2 separate regions of the Homo sapiens genome follow, and region 1 is linked to region 2. Evidence: read pairs that join two places in POLR2A ChIA-PET (ENCODE). Cell type or tissue: Caco-2. All regions are shown on one strand. Links, peaks and the distances in the headings refer to the core of each region. The heading gives the core; the rest is flanking DNA.

Region 1 (5,358 bases), core at 164-5,163, 390 kb after region 2:
CGGCCCAGAGCAGGCTCCAGGTGTGGCGCAGGACGGGCACCAGGTGATGCAGGCCCAGGACGGGCTCCAGGTGACGCCAGCCCAGGATGGGCTCCAGGTGTGGCACAGGACAGGCTCCAAGTGACGCCGGCCCAGAGCAGGCTCCAGGTGTGGCACAGGACGGGCACCAGGTGATGCAGGCCCAGGACGGGCTCCAGGTGACGCCGGCCCAGGATGGGCTCCAGGTGTGGCACAAGACAGGCTCCAGGTGTGGCACAGGACGGGCACCAGGTGTGGCACAGGACGGGCACCAGGTGTGGCACAGGACAGGCTCCAGGTGACACCGGCCCAGGACGGGCTCCAGGTGACGCCGGCCCAGGACAGGCTCCAGGTGTGGCACAGGACGGGCACCAGGTGATGCAGGCCCAGGACGGGCTCCAGGTGTGGCACAGGACGGGCTCTAGGTGACACCAGCCCAGGAAGGGCTCCAGGTGTGGCACAAGACAGGCTCCAGGTGTGGGACAGGATGGGCACCAGGTGATGCAGGCCCAGGACGGGCTCCAGGTGTCGCCGGCCCAGGACGGGCACCAGGTGACGCTGGCCCAGGACGGGCTCCAGGTGACGCAGACCCAGGACGAGCTCCACGTGACGCAGGCACAGGACTGGCTTCAGGTGTCGCTGGCACAGGACGGGCTTCAGATGTGCACTCCTGACGCTGGGAATTCACCCGGTATTTTATTTATCAGAGGTGTCAAGGTGGAGTGCACCCGTGTAAGTCTCGGGGCGCACGCTGGGTTTTGGAGCACCCGTTTGGCCAGGGGGCCTGTGGTTTGGGTGATGCTGCAGCGCTGGCTCTTCTGCTGTCGTGAGGAAAGCCTCAGATTGGCCAAAACTGGAGGGAAAGCAAGGTGGGTTTTTTCTGTCTCCTTTATTTAAGCTGGCAGCTGCGGCCTGTTTCAGAGGGCGTCCTGTTTCAGATACCTGTGAATATCCGTCTAGTCCGGCTGAAGGAGAATCACCATTGCCACCTAGCATCTGCCCCATCTCCGCACACCGTGCGTCTCCCCAGGGGCCGGCACACAGCCCTCTGTCCTTGGGCAGCAGCCAGTCCTGTCTCCGGGTGCCCCATGGAGGAGAGCTGTCTACCTGGCTCTCTGTGCGGAGCAGGGAGTGGGGAGGAGGTGGAGGGTCAGGAGCGTTGTGACGATGCCTGGGACAGCTGAGTGGAGGTGGTGGGTGGCAGGTGGCTTGCAGAGTCTAGACTGGGAGAGGTCCGGGTTGACTTGGTGGGGTGCAGCCCCCATCCTGGCCCTGACCCTGACTGCCAGTGACTTCGGACCCAGAGGGAGACTGGCTGCTCCCTCAGCTACGGTGGCTGCGAAGTTCCATACATCATCCTTACGATGGAAACTGCTCTCCACAGCCCAGTTCCTCCCGAAGCTGAGGCCAGAGAGTGTCGCTGATGAAAATGTTCATAGAGGAAGTGCCTGCAGGTGCTGAGCCGGAGACCCATGCCTTTCTGTGTGCCCGGAGTCCGTGGTCTTGGATGTGGAGAAGAGACGGCTCAGCCTTGGCCACCACTGGGCCATGCTGCCTCTGTAGCCACCAGAGCTCCACGGGTCGCCTGGGTGTGACCCAGCGCGAGGGAGAGGGGAGCAGGTGGTCTTCAGGGCTCTGGCTGATGCCAGCGCTCTATGCTTGCTGGCCACCCAGCTCACTGGCCACCGTCTTCCTTCACTCAGACGTCGTGGTGGTTATGAGTTCTCCACGCACATCAGTGGCTGCCCGTGGCTGTTGAGACAAAGAACAAAGTCTGCACCAAGATCTGCAGCCTCTTGTGAACCGGCCCGAGCCCAGCTCAGGGCTTCCCCTCGTCTTCCGTATGACGGTGTCCCTGACTCCAGGTGCTCCCGCGGCCGCCTCCCCTTCTGCCCTGCCAGCCTGAGTTGTCTTCTCTCCTTCTCTCCTTCCTTGGTCGTCACTCCCCGTAAGGGCCCAGCAGTGTCCCTGGTCTTGCATCCCCAGCACATGCTTGTCAGTCCCTGCAGGTGTGGCCGTCGTGGGGACGTGGCCTTTGAGTGGGCATGTTGGTCCTGGCCCTCCTCCGGGGGGTGTGCTGTGCCAGCACTCGTGCCTTTGACCCCGCCGATCCTCACACTGCCCTTGGGAGATGGATCTTCCTTGGCATCTCCATTTTACAGATGGAGCAACTGAGGCAAGAAGAGATTGTTACTTGCCCCAATTCTCAAAACCCAGTAAGCAGCAGAGCTGGATGTGAAGCTGCCTGGCTGGGTCTCCACCTGCAAGGAGGGTCTGCTGAGCATGGGCCATGGGCGGGGGAACCAGTTGAACAGCGGTCAGGGTAGACTCAGATGAAGTGGCATTCGGATGGAGACCTGGAAGGCAAATAGGAACGAGCCCGGTAAAGGGAGCGGGGGTCACACAGTCCAGACATGACTGGAGCAAGACTCGCCTGTGGTCGCTGGGGTGTGGCGCGATGAGGCTGGGGCGGGCGCAGTGGAGCTGGGGGGCCTCGTGGAGACCAGCCTTGCTCCCAAGCTGGGGTGTGGCGCGATGAGGCTGGGGCGGGCGCAGTGGAGCTGGGGGGCCTTGTGGAGACCAGCCTTGCTCCCAAGCCGGGGATGGCCATCGGGGCTTCCTCCAGGGCCCTGCTTCCGTCTCCACCTGCTGATGCGAGGTTCACAGGAGAGGTCTTAGTGACAGCAGCCTCACGCCCAGGAAGGTTCCTGGGTGCCAGCGTGCTAGCTCTGAAGGGGCTGTGTGAACTCTGTCACTTTTTTCTCCATAAAGTGTCTCTGTCAGGCCAAGAAGAATTTGCCACCGTTGCTCTAGGATGGTGCGTTGTCAACGCTGAGCTGGAAAAGGTGTGGGACATCTGCCGGACATCTGGGCGGCCCTCCAGGGGCTCAGTTAGAAGGGCAGCACTCCCGTTACGTGTGCAGTTGACCCTCAGACAACTTGCGGGCTGGGGGTGCCAGCTCCTGTACAGTCAAAAATGTGTATATAACCTGCGACTCCCCAAAAACTGAGCTCATAGCCCACCGTTGACTGGAAGCCTTACCAGTGACAAACGGTCGATTGACACAAACTTTGTGTGTTACACGTGTTCCGTACTGTGTTCTTACAGTAAAGGAAGCTAGAGAAGATCGTCGCACAAAAGAGAAGTAGGCCTTCTGCTCAGGAAGTGCCCCAGGTGGAGCCACGTGAAGGCCTTTGTCCTGGCCAGGCTGCCCCAGGTGGAGCCTCGTGAAGGCCTTTGTCCCGGCCAGGCTGCCCCAGGTGGAGCCTCGTGAAGACCTTTGTCCTGCCCCAGGTTGCAGCGGCAGAGGAGGTGGAGGCAGTAGAGGGGAGGCAGGCGTGTTCCGTGTCACTTCATGGAGGTACGTTGTGCCTTCTGTCTGGCTTTCTTGCTTTTTATTTCTCTAAACGGTTTCTGTGTGGTCCCAGTCTTCCTTCCACTGTTTGCTTTAGTTTTAGTGCCTGTTTTAGAAAAGGGTCCGTGTCATAGAAGAAAGCAAAAACCGTCTCGAGTGTTGAGAGTCCTGCCAGGTGATGGTGCGTTTGTGTTTGGCACTGGTGAGGAGGCACTTGGCTCCACAGCGTCGTCTTCTGTTCTCTTGAGTTGCTGCACGATTCGTCTCATGGAACCCTTCTCCCCTCCCTTTTGACCACATCCACGACCTCTCGTGGTTTCCTTGATTGGCTCTGTCATAAATCCCGTGAGGTCAGACACAGCCTGTGGACACAGTTTTCTCCAGCGGGAGTTTGTGTGGGCTCGACAGCCTTCACGGCTCTTCCTATAACAACGATGGCGTCTTCAGTGGTGCAGTCCTTCCAGCTGTCATCATGTTTCCTCTGTGAGGTTCTCTGCCACCGTGTTGGCCGTCCTGAGAGGACTGTGTAATGAGCCCTAAAGGGCCTTAGGACCCCAGATCTAGAGTAAGGCTCATTGTGTTTGGGGAGCAGGTAGACTGATGAAGCCTTCGGTGTTGAACTCATGAGTTCTTCGTGGCCAGGGGCATTCAGCAAGATGAAATCACTGTAAAAGGCAGTCCCTTACTGGAAGGTACTTCCTGGCTTCAGGGACAAAGCATCTGGAAAAGTGTTTCTCATTGCCCAGGCCTTCTCGTGCAACCAGAAGACTGGCAGCTGCTGTTTGTCTTTCTTGTTCGAGGCTCAGGGTTAGCGGCTTTATAGCTAAGGGCAGTCCTGCTGATACACCCGGCAGCGTGTGCACAAACAGCAGAGTCAGCCTCTCCCGACTGGTGCTCGCTCCTCTTCCTTCCTAATTCATGTCCTTTGTGGCATTTTTTCCCTAATAGGGCACTTGCGCCTGCATAAAAATACCTGTTCAGGCAGATGTCCTTTCTCCTCCATGATTTTCTTTTTTTTTCTTTTTTCTTTTTTTTTTTTTTTTTTTTTGAGACAGGTTCTCACTCTACCCAGGCTGGAGTGCAGTGGTGCAATCTCGGCTCACCGCAGCCTTGACCTCCTGAGCTCAAGTAGTTCTCCCATCTCAACCTGCTGAGTAGCTGGGACCACCGTGCCTGGCTAATTTTAAAATTTTTTGCAGAGACAGGGACTCCCTATGTTGCCCAGGCTGGTCTTAAACTCCTGGGCTCAAGTGATCCACCGGCCTCAGCCTCACAAAGTGCTTGGATTATAGCCATGAGCCTCCAGGCCCCGACTTACGCTGTATCCTGACAGTGGTTTACCTTTCTCTGTACTGTGAATGGTGCTGTGTGTGGTCTGTAAGTTTTGCGTGTGTGAGTTTTGATGCATTGTAACTTTTTATAATAGATTTGTATATATTTTGTGGTAGTAAATGATAAAACAGCATCTACATATGGTCTCTGCATTCATGACATGCCTTTTCTTAATTTTTTGTATATTTCTAGGCCGTGTGGCTCATCTGCAAGTTTTTTCAAATTGTCACATATCTCCAAAAAATTTCCCAATACATTTGTTGAAAAAATGTGCGTATTTAAGTGGACACACGCAGTTTAAAGACATATTGGTCAAGGTGACCCCTTCCCATGTGTCACGAAGAGGAGGGGACAGGAGGTGAGGGAGGCTGCCTGCCCTGTGCGGAAAGCGCTCACTGCACAGCCTCAACGGTTCCTGCAAACTGCCACGCGAAGTGCAAGGAAGACGGCAGGTCCTCAGATAACGACATTTCTGTCAACGTCATTTCCTTATAACGTGGATGAGAGAAAAAAAACTGGTTTTGTTATGTGTCCTTCCCCTTCAAGCCACCGTTTCCAGGAGCCTGTCAGTGACACGAAGTGAGGACTTCCTTAGTTTCCTCTGCCTCCCTGTTTATGTGTCTGAGGGTCAGTGGGTGGGACAGTTCCAGAG
Region 2 (5,358 bases), core at 73-5,072:
AGCCCTGACCGGGCCCAGGCTCAGGGGCCTTGGGCAGCCACCAGGCCTGGGTGTCCTAGCTGGATAGCCCTCGGCTGGCCCAGAGTGATGGGTCCTGATGCCACCAGGAAACCAAAGTGCAGAGTGGTGGGCACAGGGCCCAGGCGAGGACCCCAGTCTCCAGGGACCCCCCAGCAAGACAGGCACAGGTGCAGCCGCCTCCACCCTGCCCAGCCCTCTCAAGCCTTGTTCAGTGGCCCCGTGGCTGTTCCCACGATCCATCCCGGGGCCCCACTCCCCAGCTGGACACAGGACAGAGGCGGGGGAATCCCGGACACACAGGTTGCTGGGGAGAGGAGCCGAGGGCCCCAGGGGCAAACCCAGGGCAGGGAGCCTGTGGAGTTCCCGCTTGCTCACCTGTGCCATCAGCTGCAGCTTCTTCCTCGAGGTGCACAGGGCGGTGTCCGAAGCCAGGATTCTGAGTGGCTCTCCCAGTGTTCACAGGACAGGCAGGTCCATGAGGCAGGGTTGCTACCACCAGGCCCGGGGGGCCTGCCCTGCGTCCTTGAGGGGCTGCTGGGGGCCAAGGAGGGTGGGCGGGCCATGCCCAGGCTGGGGGTCAAGGGCAGAGGCCGTGGGAACCTGCGCAGTGACAGGAAACGCTGGGGCCTGATTGATGGCAGCTTCCCTGAGGGAGCAAGAAGGCAGGGGGAGGCGCTCGCCCACAGGTAGGGGGACAGAGGGCCGGCTGGCAGCTGGCCCGGCGTCTGTCCCTGGGCAGGCAGACCCCAGGAGGAGTCCCGGGAGAGAGGGCTGAGCTCTAGCTGGAAGACACAGTGATTGTGGGGCCGGGGGGAGCTGCCTCACCCCATCGCCTTTCTGGAATACTGGGTGAAGACCCCTTGACCGAGATGACACTCCCCTTTCCGCCAGCACCACAATTTCTTCCTTTGGCTTTTAGGAACCTCTCTGGAGACCCTCTTATCCAACCCTCCCTTGTACAGGTGGGGAAACTGAGGCCTGGGGCTCGGGCCAGCCACTTGATCTCCCCGGCAGCCAGCTTGGGCCTCAGCACCCCTGCTCACTGAGTCCCCAGAAAGCTGGACCCAGGCCCCACCGTAGCCGACCCCAGCAGCAGTACTTTCCCCGGAGCCCCAGCCCCCACCTTCCACGCGCCCCGCCCGCAGCCCCCAACTTCCACGCGCCCCGCCCGCAGCCTCCAGGATGTTGCGGGATCTCGTCCAGCTGCTGCCACCTCCGGCCGCTGTGGCCACAGGCACGGCTGCTGGGACCAGCTGGCCTCCACAACCGTCTCTGCGACCCCCCTTTCTTCCTGCCTCTTCTCTCCCGGCCCGATGGCTCTGAGACGCTTTTCTAACCCCTCTCTCGGTCCCCATCTCTGAGCTCTGGCATCCCCTGCGGGCCGACTCCGGCTTTAGGCCCGAACACCAGCACCTGGGAGGCTTGCAGGGCCTCACAGAAATATTTTAATTTCTTTTAAAATCAGGAGAAAAAAACTGAACTTTTAGGGCCAAGAAAATGCTTTAATACATAATATGAATATATTTGTCTTTATGCCAGCACAGACATAAAATATGATGTTGTTTACTACTTTTATTTTTGTGGAGGGGTGCTCAGGAAGATGCCCCGGCCCCATCCATGTGGCGCCGCAGCCCTGGCCCGAGCTGGCCCACCCCCGAGATGGCCACTGTGTTATCACCGCCTTGGCCGGGCCCACCCTGCCTGGCCTTGCAGCCCTGGGGGTGGAGCGAGTCTGTGTCTGTGCCGGGCAGATACAGTGATGGCACCTGCCGGTCTGGTGGCCCCGTCGAGGCGCCTCAAGGGCACCAAGCCCACCCATCATCTCCCTGCCCCATTCTCCAGGTCCTTTGGGCCCAAAGCCTGTGGGGTGGCCCCGTGGCTCCATGAACCTGGGGATCTTCCAGCCAACATCCGTCTCCCGGGGGCAGGGAGGGCTCCCCACGCTGCTGGTGCCAGGAGAGCTTTGAAGCACCCCAGAGGCACTGTAAACCAGGTAATGAGGGTGATTAAATCTCATTCAACTCAGAAAGGAAAAGGATCTTCTTCGGGGTGCCAGGAGCCGGCACCAGCCTGTGTCCTCCACCAGGCGGGGATGACCGTGAGAAGCACGCTAGGACAGGCAGGGCCTCGGCTTGGAGGCTGTGGAGCAGTGCTGATGCCTGCATTGCAATGAGCTTTGCATCCATCTCTGCCACACCTCAGGACGTAGGAACCATGAGTACCCGTCTTTGCAGCTGGGGAAACAGGCTCCACAGTTCCGCGGCTGCACCAGGTCATGGAACCCTTCAGGTGCCGCCACCACCAGGCAATGCTGCCTTCTAGGGGCAGAGCACGGGGCTCCCTGGATGGGCTCAGACTCGGCACTGGGCCTGCCTCTCCCTGGGGCTTCACTACCCCAGCCCCAGCCAGTCCTGGCAGCAGCAGGGAGCTGGGAGCCAGCCTCCAGCCCCTCCCCGTGCTCCAGCTGGGCTTCCTGGGTCCCCCCTGCCCCCAGTCCAGGTGTGGGCTGGGATGGTGTGGGGGGCGGCGAGGTGGGCAGGGCAGGGGGCTGGACACCACTTCTCTGGGCTTTTCTTGAGAAAGGGCCCCTCCAGCCACGCCCTCCTGGGCCGCTATCAGAAGCCAAACACAGAGCCGGGGAGTGTCAATACCTCAGGCCTCCACCTGGCAGCTGGTGCCCGTGAGCCAGGGGCCAGGCGGGAACTCCGTAGACCCCTCTGAGCCCAGAGCTCTGTGCTATTTTTAACACCACTGGGAGAAGTCAGGCAAATAGTGTGGGCCCCTCCCCACAGCCCTGTGACCTCCACCCCTGTGTTTGCACTCTCACTGGGCAAACAGGCGGCGATAAGGCAGAGATTAGAGGATCGCTCAGCTCCCAATAAACAGCTTCTTCTCCCCCAGCATGGGATTCCCAGCACCAGACCCCAGGCTGGCAGCTGCAAGGGCTGAGAGTGCAGGTGCCCCCGCCCTGCCCCCACCCCTGCCCCCGCCCTGCCCCCACCCCTGCCCCCGCCCTGCCCCCACCCCTGCCCCGCCCTGCCCCGACCCCTGCCCCGACCCGTCGTGGCTCTGGCTTCCCGGTCCGAGGCATCTCCGGCACCCCGGGGCACACCACCAACCCAGGAGCCCCTGCCACCCCCGCAGTCCCACCCTGCAGGTGGGCATCTGCCGGACGGGGTTGGGGTTTGTCTCCAGCAAGGGCCAACCAGGTTGGGTTTGGATGGACATGGTTGGAGCTCGGCCACCATGCACCTGCTGTCTGCTTTGCCGTTGCTGCCCCGTCCAGCCTGGCTCTCCACCTTTTGGTGCTGGCTAGGAAGAGTTGAGGTGGTGGAGGGGACGTGCTGACACACAGCAGGCACTTGGCAAGCCGGCGACCTGGCCTCCCAGCCCCACACTGGCCTGCCTGGCTCCCTCAGCTGCCCTCCGGCCTGCGCCTGGCCTCCCTCCTGCACCCGCTCCAGCTGGCCCGAGTTCCCTTGAAAGTGCAGGGCCAGGAGGGGACATGGCAGCCAGGGAGGCATGATGGGGCCCAGCAGAGTCGACAGTCACTTCCAGAGTGGCGGGAGGCGCTCGCCCTCGGCAAATGCCACTCGGGATGGACTCAGTCTGGGGTTTGGGCAGAGTTTGAGTTGGAGATCCGCAGAGCTGAGGCTAAGGTTGGTTTGGAGCCAGGGTCAGTCTGTGCCTGGGATCAGAAGCCAGGCTCTGATTGAGGTCAGAGGTCACCCCGTGGCTGGGATGGGAACTCATTCTGTGCCTGGGTCAGGGCTCAGGCTATGGCTGGGAGCAGAGTTTAGTTTGTAGCTGGGATCAGGGGTCAGTCTATGCTTTTGACCAGGGCTCAGCTTAGTCTGGGATCAAGGGTCAATTTGGGCTGGTGATGGGGGCTCAGTCTGTGACCAGGGTGAGGGGTCGACCTATAGGTGGCCTCAGGGGTTAGTCTGCGGCTGGGGTAAGGACTTGGTGTATGGCTGGGATGAGGGTTCAGTGTGTGACTGGGATCAGAGGCCAGCCTGTAGCTGGGATTAGGGATGAGTCCATAGCTGGAGTAGACACGCAGACTGTGTCTGTCAAGACTTAATCTGTAGCTCGGATCAGGGCTCAGACTGTAGCTGAGATTAAGGATCAGACCAGGGCAGGGGCTGGAGTTCAACCTGGTCTGGACAGTCTCTGCCCCTGCCCCGGCCGCCCATTTTTCCCCAGCTGTCCTGGGTCAAGTTGCTGCAGCTGAACTTTGCTTCCTCTTTGGATCAGAGCGTTCTTGGCCAGCACCCAGCAGCTGATTCCCCAGGGGAGAGGCCCCGTTCCCGCCAGCCACATTCCCACGCCGGCCTGGGAGGCTGCCAGAGAGTGGCTGGGTGTCGGGGGCTGCCTCCCAGGGGACCTGCCTCTCACCCTGCCCAGCTCTGAGGACAGCACGAGATTCCTGCAGATGGAGCTCCTAACCTGTGAGTTCCCTTCCCCAGAGCCCAGTGTCCCCGTTCCCGCCTTCCTGCCCAGGGCGAGGGGCCGGGGAGATGGAGGGCTTTGCAGGCCTGCAGACCAAGGTGGGAGAGGCCGGGCGCTTCCCCCAGGTTCTGTGACTCAGGAAGCCAGCCATGGGTCTGTATCTCCCTGGGCCTCGGTTTCCCCAGGAACAGAGTGGGCAGGGGTGATGGCTGGACGGGAGCCATCCAAGGCCCCTCTGGCCTGTCTCTCATCCCAGTGTGACAAATCTGACTGGCCAAGGATGCACGGGGGCCTTGGCTGCTCCTGGGGGCTGACAACAGCCTGGGTCCCTATAGACCCATTGAGGCAGGTGGGTCCCAGGAGGAGCCAGTTTGTCCTTAGAACCAGAGGCCCATCCCAGGAGTCTGCGGGTGAGACCTCCAGGTGAGGCATCACCTCCAGCGGGTTCGTGCAGGGGTCGAGGCCTGTGTGGCCAGAGGGGCCCGGCTGGCTCTGAGAGACTGGCTGGCGGCTGGAGCAGGTCTGGGGCAGGTGCACCGTCTGAGGGTGACTCCGCCCAGCTCCCAGCTCCAGGGGGCTGAGGAGCCCCAGCAGTTCTGGGTGGACAGCTCTGAGGTCAAAGCCTGGGGCTGGGTGAGGCTGAGAGCCAGGGGCCACAGGGCTCCATCCCCAGTCCTCAGGCTCAGGGGCCCTTAGGAATTCCTGACTGCACGTCCTGAAGGCACAGCCACCACACAGCTGGGCAAGAGTCCCTAGTGTGCGGCTTCCTCCTGGGAGCCTCCCAGCAGCTGACGTGGCCCCGTCATCCCACTCTCCAGAGAGTAGCGCTGAGGCTGAGATGCTGCTGACCATCCCAGGCCCTGACAAGGCGTGGTGTGTGCTGTG

Evidence for each region. ChIA-PET counts read pairs that join two places held together with the same protein. Peaks named below come from ENCODE experiments on the same cell type or tissue, not always from the same donor. Only the 100,000 strongest peaks of a DNase experiment are listed, where the experiment ranks them.
Region 1: POLR2A ChIA-PET joins it to region 2 with 6 read pairs; 2 of 35 experiments call an interaction of 5 or more read pairs at or near these places.

What each region holds. Positions count from the first base shown.
Region 1 is chr9:136,231,982-136,237,339 of GRCh38, reverse strand. All of the region lies in intron 1 of QSOX2 (quiescin sulfhydryl oxidase 2), which reads left to right. Among named protein-coding and RNA genes, the nearest start is that of QSOX2, 11 kb to the left of the region's middle. In Caco-2, for the core only: no CTCF peak of the experiment used is centred there; no DNase peak of the experiment used is centred there.
Region 2 is chr9:136,624,324-136,629,681 of GRCh38, reverse strand. No RefSeq gene overlaps it. Among named protein-coding and RNA genes, the nearest start is that of LINC01451, 9.8 kb to the right of the region's middle. In Caco-2, for the core only: a CTCF peak has its summit at 4,467 (motif pointing right); DNase peaks (open chromatin) are centred at 2,341, 2,771, 4,301, 5,041 and 1 weaker place.